Linked DNA regions of Homo sapiens: all the other regions are linked to region 1. The links are chromatin contacts, found by Hi-C or POLR2A ChIA-PET in ENCODE. All regions are on one chromosome and are shown on one strand. Each heading gives the region's core, a stretch centred on a gene start or an enhancer-like site at or near the end of the contact. The rest is flanking DNA. Distances are from core to core; before and after follow the strand shown.

Region 1 (2,700 bases), core at 173-2,672:
ATCAAAAAATTATTCAACCCAAGCCAAGTATCCTTATTTTGGCTGGAATTCTGCCAAATAACCACAAGAGACTGGTGCGGTACAATCGGCATGGAGTGAAGCTTGCCAAATTTGACCGGAGAACGACAAGCCTCCATGAATAAGCTCTCATGAAAAGGTAAACCATTCTTCAGGATGAGGTTTGTCTGCGATTTGAAAAGTCAGATTCAAAGGACTCTTGTTCCTTCCTAAGAGAAGAGGGAACCAAAATTGAAATTTTCGAAACTCCTGGGTATTTACAGTTCACTTTTACCAAGATGTTTTTAAAACTAAAAACTAAAATTTAAAAAAAAAACCCTTGTTCTGAATAATGCAATAATGTCTTCTACATAATGTTTCAGCTATTATTTCTAGAAAGTAATTCTGTTGCCAGTGATCTTGAATGTACTTGGGTACCAAAGAAAAAAGACACCTGTGCCTGGCAGGTCGATACGCTACTAATTTGCCCGAGGTACGAACGAAACAGAAGATGCTGATTTCTGGATAAAACGTTCTGCAGTGCCAGGTAAAAGAGGTCACATGCCCTGAACGGCCGCCGCTCATTTAGAGTGATGCAAAAGCTCCTCAGATATTAATTTTGTTAGAAATTCGGGGAATCAAGCAACCTAAGATCAATTCATTTAGACAGCGGGTGACTGGTACTTTCCAGTTTCCTTTTTTCAACGGACTCAGTGCATCCTAGCCTGATCTCTTATAAAGGGGTAGGCAAACTCGGCACCAGGTGCCCATGCATTTCAGGGAGGTACACACAGGACCTGCAGGGTCACCCATGCACAGCCCCACCCCGAATCTTCTATCCGCCCGAGATGGGGAAGACCCTTCCCCAGAAATCCTGGGCAGCGTTTTAAGTCACCGCCTGGCCAGGCTGAGTTTCCGTCCGCGTCCGCTCAGGACTGCGGGCACAGCGCCTCGTCACGCCCCGCATCTCCCACCTCCCGCCGGCCCCGGCGGCTGTCCCCAGAGCTGCGCCCGCGGCCGGCGACACGCGCCGCAGCGGCGCGCTTATCCGCAGCGGCGCAGCCCGCCCGCCCGCTCACTCACGCGGGAGGCAGCGGCGGCGTCTCCATTGTGGCTCCTCTCGGGCTTCAGAACGCAGGCACCGACCAACACAGCCAGCACCATTCCAGCCGCGGACGCCGGCACTGCCCGCCCGCCGAGCCGCGTTCCATCCGCCCCGGAGGGGGCGCCGCGCTCTCCTCACCGCGCGCCACCACCTGCGGCGGCGGCCCCCGCGGCCATGGCCCGCTCGGCCGGGCGCGCTCCGTCTACTGCGCGGCTCCCGCGCTCGCCCGAGTGCGGGGCGGCGGCGACGGGACCGGCGGGCGCGCGGGCTCGGCCACTTCCGGGTTCGGCCCCGGCCGGCGCCGACGCTGTGACGGGACTGCGATGCGGCCTCCCGCGGCGGCCGAGTACCCCTCCCTCGGCGCCTCCCCTTCCTCCTGCTGCTGCTGCTGCCGCTGCCGCTGCCGCTTCTGCTTCTGGAGGCGGGCGGGCGGGCGCCAGCCGGGTGCGGGGCGGGCGTGCCCAGACGCTGGCCCGCAGGCCGGGACGCGGGCGGCGGCCGCCCACAGCGGGTCTCTGGATCGCCGGGACGGGGGCGCTGGAAAATGGGAGCGGAGGGGGTTCTCCGTGCAGAAAAAGGGCGGCCGAACGCACGGCGTAATAATGCTCGGTATCCACTTGCTGCTCTGCTTCGCGGGCGTGTACACGTTATTCTTTTCATTTGTGCCTGTACCCAGGGAGATGGGAAGGGTAGGCATAACCAACCAGTGTCCTTACAAAGGGTGGCACTGAGGCAAGAAGAAGTGATTTGCCTGTCCAGTGTCCCAGGCAGGAAGCAGGCTCTCCCTCCTCAGTATGCTAGCCATTCCTTGGACAAGTGAAGTGAGCACCTGCTAAGCAAGGTTTTAGTGCTGCGGCTGTGACAGCAAAACCAAGTCTTTCTGCTTGTGGAGCTGTCCATCTAGACGGGGTGACGGAAACAGTAAGTGATGCTTACCATGAAGAAACATAAATGAGGATGAGGAGAGGGAAAGAGATTTTAGAAAGAGTGGTCAGAGAAGGCCTCTCAAAAGGCATGAGTTAAAGAGATGGAATAACAGGGGCTTTGAGTAATGCAAAGAATGCCTAGGGCAGAGGGAAGAGCAGCGTGGAGACTGCTAAGCAAGATCCTGCCTGCCTTGTTGAGGAACGGGAAGGAGAACAGTGCAGCTGGTGGTTCTCCAAGTATGCCCGCTGGAAGCAGTAGCACCTGCGAACTTGTTAGAGATGCGAATTTTCCAGTCCCACTTTAGCCCTACTGAACCAGAAACTCTGGGGGTGGGGCCCAGCAGCGTGTGCTTTAACAAGCTTTCCAGATGATGCTTGCTGGGGCCGCGAGGGTGGGAGACCCTCTAATGAAGCAGAGTGAGGTCAGGAGGACGGCGGCAGGAATGGGTGTGGCGAGGAGTAATCACAGATCACCCAGGCCTTGCAGGCCGTGATAAAGGACTTGGCTTTTACTGAGATTAGAAGCAATTAGAAAGTGGTGAGTAGCTTGATCTGATCATTAAAAGGATGACTTTTCTGGGATTTGTTTGAAAATATCCCACAAAAAGAAGGACAGAGGTCGGGCGCCGTGGCTCACGCCTGTAATCCCAGCACTTTGGGAGGCCGAGGCGG
Region 2 (2,700 bases), core at 5-2,504, 4.8 Mb before region 1:
ACCAGATGCAGCCGCGTGCGGCAGCCTGGCACTGCCCGGAGCATGCTCAGTCGGGTCCTGACCCACTTCTGCAGGTCCGACCTCGGGGCGTGGGGTCAGAGGCACTACTTTGCCAGTTTGCCAGGAACAGAGAGGAGCAGAGAGACTGAGAGTTGCTAAAGCTCCTCTCTTGGCACAGCAATGCCTGACCCGGCGGCGGAACATGCCCAGTCTGGCTGCCGGAGCCGCCGGGAGCGTCAATGTGGAAAGTCCACCTTTCCGGGTTTTCGCAGCAACCCACCGGGAAGAGGGCGGTACGGGAGTAAAAAGGCCGGAGTGGGGTGTGGCCAAGAGGGCGGGCACTAAAAAGCCGGGGGAAGGAGCCTGGTCCCGCCCCAGAAATTGAGAGTCTCTGTTCTCTTTTAAAATTAAAAAAAAAAAAAAAAAAAGGGAGATAAGGAGGAGAAGAAGCCACTAACATTGCAGGATCGTGTAGCGAAACTTCTGTAGGTACTTAATAATTTTAGAGTACTCTACTTTTTAATTAAAAAATCAACTTATGGTTCATTAGAAAAAACGTGGAAATTACAAATAATATTTTTAAAGAAAATGAAAAAAAAATTCCTGGAACCCCACCACTCAGAAAGTCACCAGGGAACGGCCCGCTGGGTTTTTTTCCAGACTCTTCCATCTGTGGACTTTGCTTTAAGAGACGTTTAAGACTTACAGCGCAGTCGCCCGGGAAGGCCTGAGAAGCTTTCGGAAGCAAGGTGGTTTGCTCGTGATTGCATTTGATTGCAAGGAGACAGGGTAGGCTTGGGGGTGGGTTGACTGGTTCCCATTTAGCGCCCCAGGATGGGACCCTAAGAAGCCTTTTCCTGGGTGTCCTTGAACACGCGTGCGATGCGACGCCCACAGAAGTTGCGGTGGAAGCCCCGGGCGGGAGAGAGAGCGGAGTGAGAGTCCCGCGCTGCCGCGGAGGCCCTGGGCCTGCGGGTGTGGGGCTCTGGGGGCCGCCGAGGCCCGGCCCAGAGGCTGAGCGGACTGAATGCGGGACTCCCCGGCAACTACAGCCTCCGGTGGCTCCTCCGCGGGGCCGCTCCGCAGCACCGACTGGCTCGCGCCGCACCGCCCGCCCCGCTGCCCCCGCCCGCGGCTGCCGCGAAAACCCGGCGGCTACACCCGCGCCTCCGCGCCGCCCGGCGAGCCGCACTGGGCATGCTCGGCCCCGGCCGGCCCAGGCTCCTGTAGGTGGGAAGCTCCGCGCTCCCGGCAGCCGGCGGCGCAGCTCGCAACGCTGTGAGGCGCCGGCGGAGGCGGCTCGCCCGCAGTAGGCGCTACCGGGCGTCCGGCGCAGAGTGCGGCGCAGCGGCCGCTGTCGGGCTGGCCATGGCGAGGGGTGCACGGCGGCCACCTGAGTGGCGCGGCGGTGTCAGGTTAGCGGGGGCCCCCGGCGGGCCGGGGCGGAGGGGCACGGGTGGGAGCCAGCCCCGCACCGGGTCGGCGGCCGAGTCGGCGCCGGGGCCGCCGAACTTTCGGGTGTTTGGGCTGGCTGAGACTGCGGCGGAGGCTGCGCTGCGAGACGCCGCAGGGTCCGGGCAGCGGGCTCCAGGGGGTCGCAGGATGCTTCGAGATCCGTGCGGGGCGGGGGCTGGCCGTTTGGGGACTGCCGCATCCTGGGCTCGAACCGTAACCTTCCGAGGGCGAGGAGCGCGGAATCCACTGCCAGCTGCCGGCGAGCCTCCTAGGTGTCGTGGGGGAAGGGGACGCCGAACAGCCGTGGGGGCTTTCGCTGGGCTCTGGATCTCTCTCATCGCTGTGCCTCAGTTTACCCGGACAGGGAGGAGCGTGCGCTGGCCAGGGCTCCGGAGAACGTGAATGCGGGTTCCGCGTCGGGAGGGCGCCGTGTCCTGATGCCGCAGGAGTGCGGGCGGCTGTGGGTGCTGCGAGCCGCCGCCTCGCTACTGAAGCTCTCGGAGTTTGTCGCATTTGACTCCATAACAAGTTGACATCGAATTGCTTCATGGCGTGGAATGGGGAAACGTGCTTCATCGGATTAAAATACAGAGTGATTGCAGAACCGATTTATTTTAAGCTTGATCATTAAGCTGTCTTCTCCAGCCCTGAAAAAAAAACTTGCAAGCTTTATAAAGCAAGGTAGCAAAAAAAGGTTTGTAGGTGTATTATCTGCTCACATTGTAGAAAACAGTTAAGATACGATCGAACTGTCATTATTTTTAAGGATACTTAGCAGAAAAGTTTGGTTACTGTGGCAATCTTTATTTTGCGTTATCTTCGATTTAATGTTAAAAACTTGGAAACCGAGCATTGCAGAAGCTCAGTGTTTTTTGTAGTTTTCTCACTTTTGTTTCTAGATGAAACACATTTTTTTCAGTTGCTACTATGCTGAACATAGTAAAATCCTTCAAGATGAAATACAAGATGGAAAAAAATGTCGTTTCATGAGACCGTAAGTTATAACAGTGTAGTTCTTCTGACATTTTACTTACACAGAAAGTGCAATTTGTAGGTCCCAGTGTGGTTTCTACAGTTGTTTATTCCTAAAACATTTAGTACCATTAACACTATTAGGATTATTGTATCTAATAGGGGCAAGATAAACAATCCTGTTCTAGTGGGAACTAGTTCTGCTAACTAAAGCTAAATTCTCAAGCCTCTTTTCTATAAGTACCACTTAGTGGGTTCAGTTGTTTTATTCAT
Region 3 (2,774 bases), core at 36-2,535, 3.1 Mb before region 1:
GAGTCTTTTATTTTCTTTCTTAATCTCATCACTAACAAACACGTGAATTTCTAAACAAATGAATAAACAAGTAATTGTCTGATGGATGTGAGAAATGTCCTCCTTCCCCATATCCCCCTCTTTTAACAACTTGACTCTCTAATTTTTCACAAGACAAAGTATCATTCACTACTCTCTCTGTTCTGTGTTCCCTGTGGAGCAGTGCCTGGACCTTGGCTCTTTCCTTTCCTTGTAGACAAAGCAGCCTGTGGCTTCTTATCATGCTGATTACCCAAATTCACTGCTGTCTTTCCTCCACACCCTCTTCTATTTCCAATATATGAATGCATATTTATAGCATTAATGAAATCAAGCATACGAGGGCACTGAAAGGAAAGGAGATGAGTATCGAAACCCACACTGCAAGTATCAACAGGCAAAAATTAAGAGAACATTTCATCAATTTGAGGCACAAATAAATGTGACCATTCTGCATTTTCAATTTATTTTTTAATGTTGATTCTTGGCCCATGAAAGTACCAATTACAGTTTATACAGAACAGTAATCATCAGCTTCTCATAACAGAAACTCAAAGTTCATGTATTGTTACATACTTTCTTTTTTCTTTTTGCATACAAGTAGAAGCAGCAAGATCTCCAATTTCATTGTGGGGTTTCAGATTCCACAGTGTCTTTTACATTTTATCAATTTCTAAATTCTAACTCTTCTTGATTTTATCTTGTTTAGATGTTACAAATTTTTCTGCCTCAATTTACTCTATATTTATGCCCAAATTCCAAAGCCCATTTTTATTGCCTTTGTCTCTCTCTTTTAAGGTTTTTTTTAGTTTCATTTTATTTTTAATTGACGCATAATAATTGTATATATTTTTGGGGTACAATGTGACGTTTCAATACATGTATACATTGTGTGATGATCAAATCAGGATAATTAGCCCATCTATTACCTCAAAACTTTACTATTTCTTTGTGATGAGAATATTCAAAATTCTCTCTTCTAGCTATTTTGAAATATGCATTATTGTTAACTATACACACCCTACTGCAGAATAGAATACCAGAACTGGTTCTTCCTAGCTATTGTAACTTCATACCTTTTAACTAACGTCTCGCCATGCTCCCCTTCTTAAGATTCTGATTGAAGGGAAGGATGCTAAACTTTCCACGAAAGTGCCTCGCCTAATTCGTGCTGAAGGGAAACTGAAACCTAAGTGCTTCTGAGAGGAGAAAGGAAACCGAAACTCCCGCCGGATGCATAAAAGACTGGCTGCGGTGGCTCAGAGCGCCGAGTCCTAGGCCAGGTCTGGGGTAACCTGGAACTTCCACCTGGGCTCTGCGCTAGGTCTCTGTTTCACTCCCTCCCCGCGGGGCGCGCAGCTCGCGGGTCTTTGGACACCACCGGTCCTGAGTCCGCGGTGAGGAGCCGGGGATGTCCCTTGGGAAGAGCCTGGGGCGGAGCTGTCTAGCGGGAGTTCTAGGTCTTCTTCAACGGACCGGACAGGGAGGTGGCCCAGGAGTGCTGGGCTCGGGGCGCGGGAATCTGGGGAACCTCCTGGGATCGCAAGGCCGTGGCGCACGGGCCCCCTGCTGGCCCGGAAGGCCGGGCGTGGGGAGGGGCGGAGGAAAGGGACAACCGCGAAAGGCCTGAAGTCTGAGACAGAGAGGAGTGCTTAGTTAGGCATTTAAGGAGTCCCCGTCAAAGGTGGGAGCTGGGTAATGGAGGTTGAGGAGAAATTAAGGGACATCATATCTAAGCACAGCCAGTAAAACCTGTACATTGACAGCAGCAAGAAGCTTCCACCTTCAATCCCTGCTCCAGACTTGTAGAATCAGAATCTGCGTTTATTAATAAGATTCCCCCAGGTAATTTCTGTGCACCCTTAAATTTCAGTGGCTTAAGACAATAGAAATTTATTTCCTACTCCAGTAACTTAATTTATTCCTGGTCAAGGGGCAGGTATAGTGGCTTAAAACATTACAAGTTTATTATTTTACAATTGCTGTGGATCAGAAGCCCAGGCATGGGTAAAGTGAGTTCTCTGTTCAGCATCTCATCGAGCTGAAATCAAGGTGTCAGAGCTGTGGCCTCATGGGACACCATGGATGCTCATTCAGGTTGTTGGAAGAATTCAGTTTCTTGCAGCTAAAGGACTGAGGTTACCTGCTTTCTTGCTGGCTGTTGGCTGGGGGTTCCCATGTCTTTAGATTTCACCCTGAGATCTTAGCTACAGTGGCCTTCTCACAACAAGGTGGCTTATACCGTTAAAGAAGGTATAGGGTACCTTTAAAGAAGGTATAAGCCTCTTTGGGGGAATCTCCCGAGTCTACTATGATGAAGTCTTACATAATATAACCGAATCATTAAAGAGACTATGCCATTAAATTCACAGGTCCTGTCCACACTCAAGGGGAGAGGGTTATACCGGGTACTGGAAGCCATTTTAACCCACCAGCTCTTCTCCAGGCAGGGTTTCAGGAGCTTGATGCCTTTCATCAAGTAGCTCCACCATTCTGTTCCAATACAGAATCCATGATTTCCTTTCCCTTCCCTTGCCCCCATTTTTTTCCTCTTTACCTCCCCTTTGCGCCTTTCCTCTTCCCTCCTTTTTTCTCTTTTCCATTTCTCTTCCTCCCTTCTTCTTTTCTTCTTCCTTTTTAAGATTGTTTGAATCAGAATATGGTTCTGACACTACTGTGATTGGAGGATAAGCCTTATAAGGTTCTTGCAATTTCTTTCATCCCCTTTTAATTTATTCGTTTGTAAGATTTGTGGT
Region 4 (2,700 bases), core at 101-2,600, 3.3 Mb before region 1:
GAACATGTAGGGCCCACTTCTACAACCAAAAGAGGAAATCCCCATTAAATTGTATGTGCTTTGGGGGAGGAATAATGACACTGTAGTATTTAAAAGAACTGGAATGAGATAATATATACAGAGAATATTGTAGATATTATCTTTGGAATTAAATTTTGAAGTCTTGGCTACCATTAACTACCTGTAGGGTCATCGACAAGTAATTGAATTCTCTAAGCCTTATTTACCTCATCCATAAAATAGCAACAGTAAAGTTGCTCATGGGATTTCTGTGAGATTTAATGTGATAATACATGTTAAGGGCTTAGCCTATTGCCTGGCACATAAAAAGCTCAATGAATGCTTTTACAGCAAAGCCCAATTTTCTGCTGCTAGCAAATGCATTCTTATGATACAAAGGTCCAGTATCAGATGCTAGAGAGGAATTCATCTGAGATGAACTCATGACTTAATCATGAGTCATTTCAGGTTCTTTCTCAATGTCATCCTCATTGAGAAAGAGAATCATAACTATTTTCAACCAAACATAAAATTAAAGAAAAATCCTGACAGAAGTGAGCAATGTTTTCACCTCCTTTTCGAAGCCACTTTATATTCCAGAGTCTGAGAAAAAACTTTGTTCTTCTGGGCTCTTTCTATTGTGAACAAGTCACTTCCACCCTTTCCTTTTCTTGAAGACAGAACTTCCGGTTTCGATTTCTCTCCATTTATTACCCCATGCCGTTACTGGGGCACCCTCACCACCACCTTGAATCTCAATATATTCTGCACATGCATAACGTCATGGAATTAAGCGTCTGGAGCACTAAAGACCATGATGGGCTGGGGTTGAAACTCGAATTTCAAACATTAATGAGCTTGATGACAAAACTAAAGAGCATTCTTCTTCTCAATTTAAATTCTCTGTGATAGATGATTGGTCTTTCAAATGTTCACACTGGACAGTTATACTATTGGAAATTTTTCATAAAATGAACTTCTTAGGACAGAAACTCAAAGCCCCTAATCCTTTTTTACTCCATTTTTGCCTGTCCAGTACCTTGCCAGAAAAGAAAAACGCCACACCTCACCGCAGACTTTCATAGTGCTTAGCGTGCTGCATTTACTCTCAGCCTCAATTCCTTGTTTAGAGTCCCAGATTTCTCTGCTTTCTTTCCCTTTACAATTACATGCATGTCCCAGATAGCATATCATCGCTTCTACTATTACTTCCCTAAGATTCTCAGAGTAAACCAATGCAGACCTATATTCTACCTCCAGAAAACTGCGGAAATCGAAAAGGCCTCGCGGTGGAGAAAAGAAACCGAAACTAACTCCCTAGATAAAAACTCAGGCGCTGGCTGCTGTGTGGCTCAGAGCGCCCAGTCCGACGCCAGGCTCTGCGCTCGGTCTCCTCTGCTCCACCTCCTCCCCGCGGGGCGTGCAGCTCCGAAGCTCTTTGGACCTAGCAGGTTCGGCGGCCGGGGTGAGGATTGCGGGTGACGTCGGGTGTCGCTAGGGACCCTGGAGCGGAGCTGTCCCGCGGGGGTTCTAGGATTCCTTCAACATCCAGATGGACCGGGCGGGGAGGTGGCCTGGTGGCTTCGTGCGCGCCGGGCGAGGGAAGCTGGGGCGCCCACTGGGCTCGGGCGGCAGCTTCGCGGAGAGGTAGGGAAGAGGGACAACCACCGTGAGAGAGGAGAGTGCTCAGGCATTTAACGGGTCCTCTGCACCCGAGGGGGCCTGGGGATCTGGGGTGCTGAGGAGAAAGTAAGGGTCACCACATCTGAGCACAGCCATTCGAACCTGGACATTGACAGGCAGCAAGCCGCTTCCCTTTTTTCCGTCTTGTATTTAAGCTTTTTTTTTTTTTTTTTTTTTGAGTCAGTCTCGCTCTGTCGCCCAGGCTGGAGTGCAGTGGCGTTATCTCTGCTCACTGCAACCTCCACCTTCCGGGTTCACGCTATTCTCCTGCCTCAACCTCCCGAGTAGCTGGGACTACAGGCACCCGCCACCACGCCCGGCTAATTTTTTTTTATTTTTTATTTTTTATTTTTAGTAGAGACGGGGTTTCACCATGTTAGGCCAGGATGGTCTCGATCTCCTGACCTCGTGACCCGCCCGCCTAGGCCGCCCAAAGTGCTGGGATTACAGGCGTGAGCCACCGCGCCCGGCCGGATTTAAGCTCTTAATAGCGGAAATAAGGTTTTACTATTTCTCTGGAAAGGTACTTTGTTCTTTTTTCCCGCTTCTCTTTTGTTTACAAAGTTACATTGATAAATTTATAATAAACTTCTCAAGGTTTTCCATAATCAAAGAAGCTGACATCATCCGTGATGGGGCCTTAAGGATTATGAAAGCTCCTAATGACTGCTAGAAAAAGCGGTCAGAACCAAACAGAAGCAAGTCCTTTAAAGACACAATAAGAAGTCCAAACCATAACATCAACGACATACAGACCTTCATGATTTCGAGTGTTCTCCTGAAAACAGTAACATACCATTCAATCTAAGATTTGCAGTTTGAAGTTTGGTGGAACTCAGGTGCTGAGAGTTGAGGGTACTAAAATAAATGAGGGTGAGTTATGCTTCCAAGGCTCTTCGCCTTCTATCCCAAAGATATTGGGGATAGTTTAGTGTGAATCCTTCCTGATACTCTACAAAGAGACAAGTTTTTGTCTATAGCTCCTATCTCTCTATCCATCCATCCATCCATCCATCC
Region 5 (2,700 bases), core at 174-2,673, 4.4 Mb before region 1:
TAAAAAAAAAAATCAATTGTACAGGGGTATATAAACCAGAAAGGGAAATCAGGTAATCTTCTTAGGTAACCTGCTTTATTTACTCATCAATATATCAATGGTATCTTTGTATGTCAATAAAGTAGATCTTGATTACTCTTTTAAATGGCTTTAGAGTATTTCATTGTTTGGATATATTATAATTTAATCAATTCTTTATTGTTATACATTTACAGTATTTCTAGTTTTTCTGGTTATAAACAATAACGGTTATCCTTGTATATAAATCATTGCTCACTTGTTCCAGAAGTTAAATTGCTGAGTCAAAGGATATGCATACTGCTAGCATACCTTCTAGAAAGACTGTAGCAGTTTGTAGTCCTACCAATAGTTTATGACATGAGCCTAAAGAATTATCTAAGGAGGTTAGCTGACTAGCCATTCTTCCTGTAAGCAGCAAAAAGAATTTGCTTAGATTAGTAATTGGCAACATTTCACTTCACTTTGATGTACAAAAGGATGTGGGTAGAACTACAATTGTGCATTCAGACATGATAATTCCTACTAACTGGGGGTAGGAGGGCCCACAGGAGTGTAGACTAGAAGTAGAAAGAATGAGGAAAATAAGTCTTTTGTAGCTGTATGGCGATTGAAGAGGAGATAAAACAAACTCTCCAGCTTTTCAGGTTGGGTGACTTGCAGCGCCATCGTCTGGCAAAGCCGCCAAAATCTTTCAATGTCCCTAGGAATAAAGTTGCCCTGAGTAGGGCCACTCAGGATGACGCCAGATGATATCCCTTATTATAGTTTTAGGGGAATCTCTTCCTACCTTCGCCAGTCCTGCAGTGAAAAAATGTACTTAGACTGCTGTACATTTCCAAACCCTTCAACATACAGACAAGTAATTTATACATACATTAGATGTAAAGGTGTAGAAAACCCCATACAGCTTTTTAAAAATATCTCAAGACTTAAACATTCTTCTGTTTCAACCATCCAAGATATAATAGGAAAAGACTTGCTTTTTAAAGCAAAATTGCTCTTTAAAATGTGGCATCCCTAAGTAGTGCGCTTTCATGTAAAATAAAAAAGTCCCTTTCTCGGTGTAGTAGCTGTGGGAAAATTTTATATGCTTTATATTCCAAATTGGTTTCAACTAGTGAGTTCTCTCCCGCATCTCTGCATGACTCTTAACAGCTTTACACTCTCTCCATCCTTTTCATCTCTCCCGTCTCGTCCTTTCTGTCTTCCCGCCTGCAGAGCCCGCCCCTCCCGTCCCTTCGCACAGCACCCCGCCCGCCCCTTCGCACAGCACCCCGCCCGACCCTACGGTTCTAGCCCAGCCTCACTGCTCCTTCCCAGCCGCCTCCGCTGCGTGCCGCCTTCCACGCGCTGACGTCACACGCCAGCGCCGGTGACGCGCCGGCCGCTCTCCCTTAGTCCGCATTCGCTCCAGGGTTTTGGGACCCTAGGTTGCGGAGTCCTTACCCTACCCTGGCCTCTCGAGCAGTTGTCCCCATAACTCGGAATCTAGAGCCGCTGTTGCGAGGCAGGAGCACGTGGCAGTCAAGTAGCTTCCCAGTCCCGAACGCCGCCCGTCCCCACCCCGCCGTGGCCACTAGCAACGACCTCTGTGAAGTTGGAGAGGCGGTAACGGAGGCACTCCCCCTGCTGCACCCCGCCGTTTCTACGGGGCTCAGAAACCAGTTTGTTTGTTTCGTCGGGGTAGTGTCGACCTGTCTTACGGGCGTCGCCCGAGACAGGACGGAGTCAAACCCGTGGTATCAACTGAAGACGAGTGTCAGGTGTGGAGAGTCTCAGTGCCCCCTTTCAGTCTGGACTGTGAGCTGCTGCTGGTTAGACAGTCTTGGTTTCTCTTTCAGGATGTCATTTTCAAAATGCGGGATGGTACCTCTGCTTTATTAAGCCCCGTAGGAAGACTGCCACACCTAGACTGATGCTTATTAGTCATCACCGTTATTCCTACTAACGTCCTGTGTCACTGAGGTGAGTTCCACTTGGGGGAAGGAATGACATGCAAAATGGTAAAAATCATCCTGGAAATGAGATGTGCGTAGAACTGCTTATATTGAGATTACACAGATACCTTAAGTGTTTGCAGGGAAAATACCTTAATCTCATTTAAATGTTAATTCTCTAAGACACTCTGTATTAACAAAGCGATTCTTGGACATTACGGTATTTTTAAAAACTAGAGCGGTAATGGGATTAAAATAATAGGAATCTTAGTATGGATAAGCAAGCATTTGCATTGCTTATGTTGTGTCCAATCTTAAATTACTGATAAATTTTAATTAGGAAGCGAATATGAGTAGTAGTTAGCTGGTTACCCTGTAATCTTAGATTTCTGTTTCCATGATTTGACACAGTTTCCATATGTAAGGCATTAATTGTTGTACTACTTTAAGAGTTTATCATAACTTTTTTTGCAGGCCTATTTTTTGTTCTTTAAGATCTGCTTTAGGAAGCAGAAATATTTTTTATTGCCTTGGTATGTTTCATTAGAAATGTTTATGAAGGATTAAAAGTGGCATCCAATCTAAGTTAATGACCTTTTTTTATGATGCAGCAGTATTGTAGAGCTGATGGAGGGGAGCCAAATTTGGAGAGAAGTAACTCCTTGTTTCTAGTTTACATTTGTCTGGTTTTAGAGGTTCTACAGATCTGTTTCACTTAAAATATCCATTGTTCTAGGTGAAA

What was found. Hi-C counts contacts between places; a loop is a spot of excess contacts on that map. ChIA-PET counts read pairs that join two places held with the same protein, here RNA polymerase II (POLR2A). Pooled maps may share reads with other maps.
Region 2: a pooled map shows a loop between it and region 1 (4-fold over the local background). The contact joins the promoter of MFAP3L here to the promoter of KLHL2 in region 1. A Hi-C loop is called at or near these places in 4 of 50 pooled maps.
Region 3: a loop to region 1 is called in a pooled map, with 4 times the contacts of the local background. The contact joins the promoter of DDX60 here to the promoter of KLHL2 in region 1. A Hi-C loop is called at or near these places in 6 of 50 pooled maps.
Region 4: a loop to region 1 is called in a map of CD4-positive, alpha-beta memory T cell, with 11 times the contacts of the local background. The contact joins the promoter of DDX60L here to the promoter of KLHL2 in region 1. A Hi-C loop is called at or near these places in 1 of 168 maps with a recorded cell type or tissue (CD4-positive, alpha-beta memory T cell) and 6 of 50 pooled maps. POLR2A ChIA-PET finds 5 or more read pairs at or near these places in 1 of 52 experiments (activated T-cell).
Region 5: a pooled map shows a loop between it and region 1 (4-fold over the local background). The contact joins the promoter of NEK1 here to the promoter of KLHL2 in region 1. A Hi-C loop is called at or near these places in 9 of 50 pooled maps.

The regions. Positions count from the first base shown.
Region 1 is chr4:165,206,283-165,208,982 of GRCh38, reverse strand. It overlaps KLHL2 (kelch like family member 2), which reads right to left and starts at 1,422. Exons shown (of 15, transcript NM_007246.4): 1 at 1,081-1,422. The coding sequence starts at 1,106. RefSeq lists a silencer at 1,121-1,770 and an enhancer at 1,301-1,801.
Region 2 is chr4:170,024,949-170,027,648 of GRCh38, reverse strand. MFAP3L (microfibril associated protein 3 like) reads left to right here and starts at 1,254. Exons shown (of 3, transcript NM_021647.8): 1 at 1,254-1,415. RefSeq lists enhancers at 29-168, 158-877 and silencers at 349-418, 877-1,276, 1,357-1,446.
Region 3 is chr4:168,317,263-168,320,036 of GRCh38, reverse strand. DDX60 (DExD/H-box helicase 60) reads left to right here and starts at 1,285. Exons shown (of 38, transcript NM_017631.6): 1 at 1,285-1,415. RefSeq lists an enhancer at 1,022-1,351.
Region 4 is chr4:168,479,142-168,481,841 of GRCh38, reverse strand. It overlaps DDX60L (DExD/H-box 60 like), which reads left to right and starts at 1,350. Exons shown (of 38, transcript NM_001012967.3): 1 at 1,350-1,465. RefSeq lists an enhancer at 1,092-1,331.
Region 5 is chr4:169,611,306-169,614,005 of GRCh38, reverse strand. It overlaps NEK1 (NIMA related kinase 1), which reads left to right and starts at 1,423. Exons shown (of 36, transcript NM_001199397.3): 1 at 1,423-1,784; 2 at 1,863-1,986. RefSeq lists enhancers at 1,351-1,410, 1,831-1,950.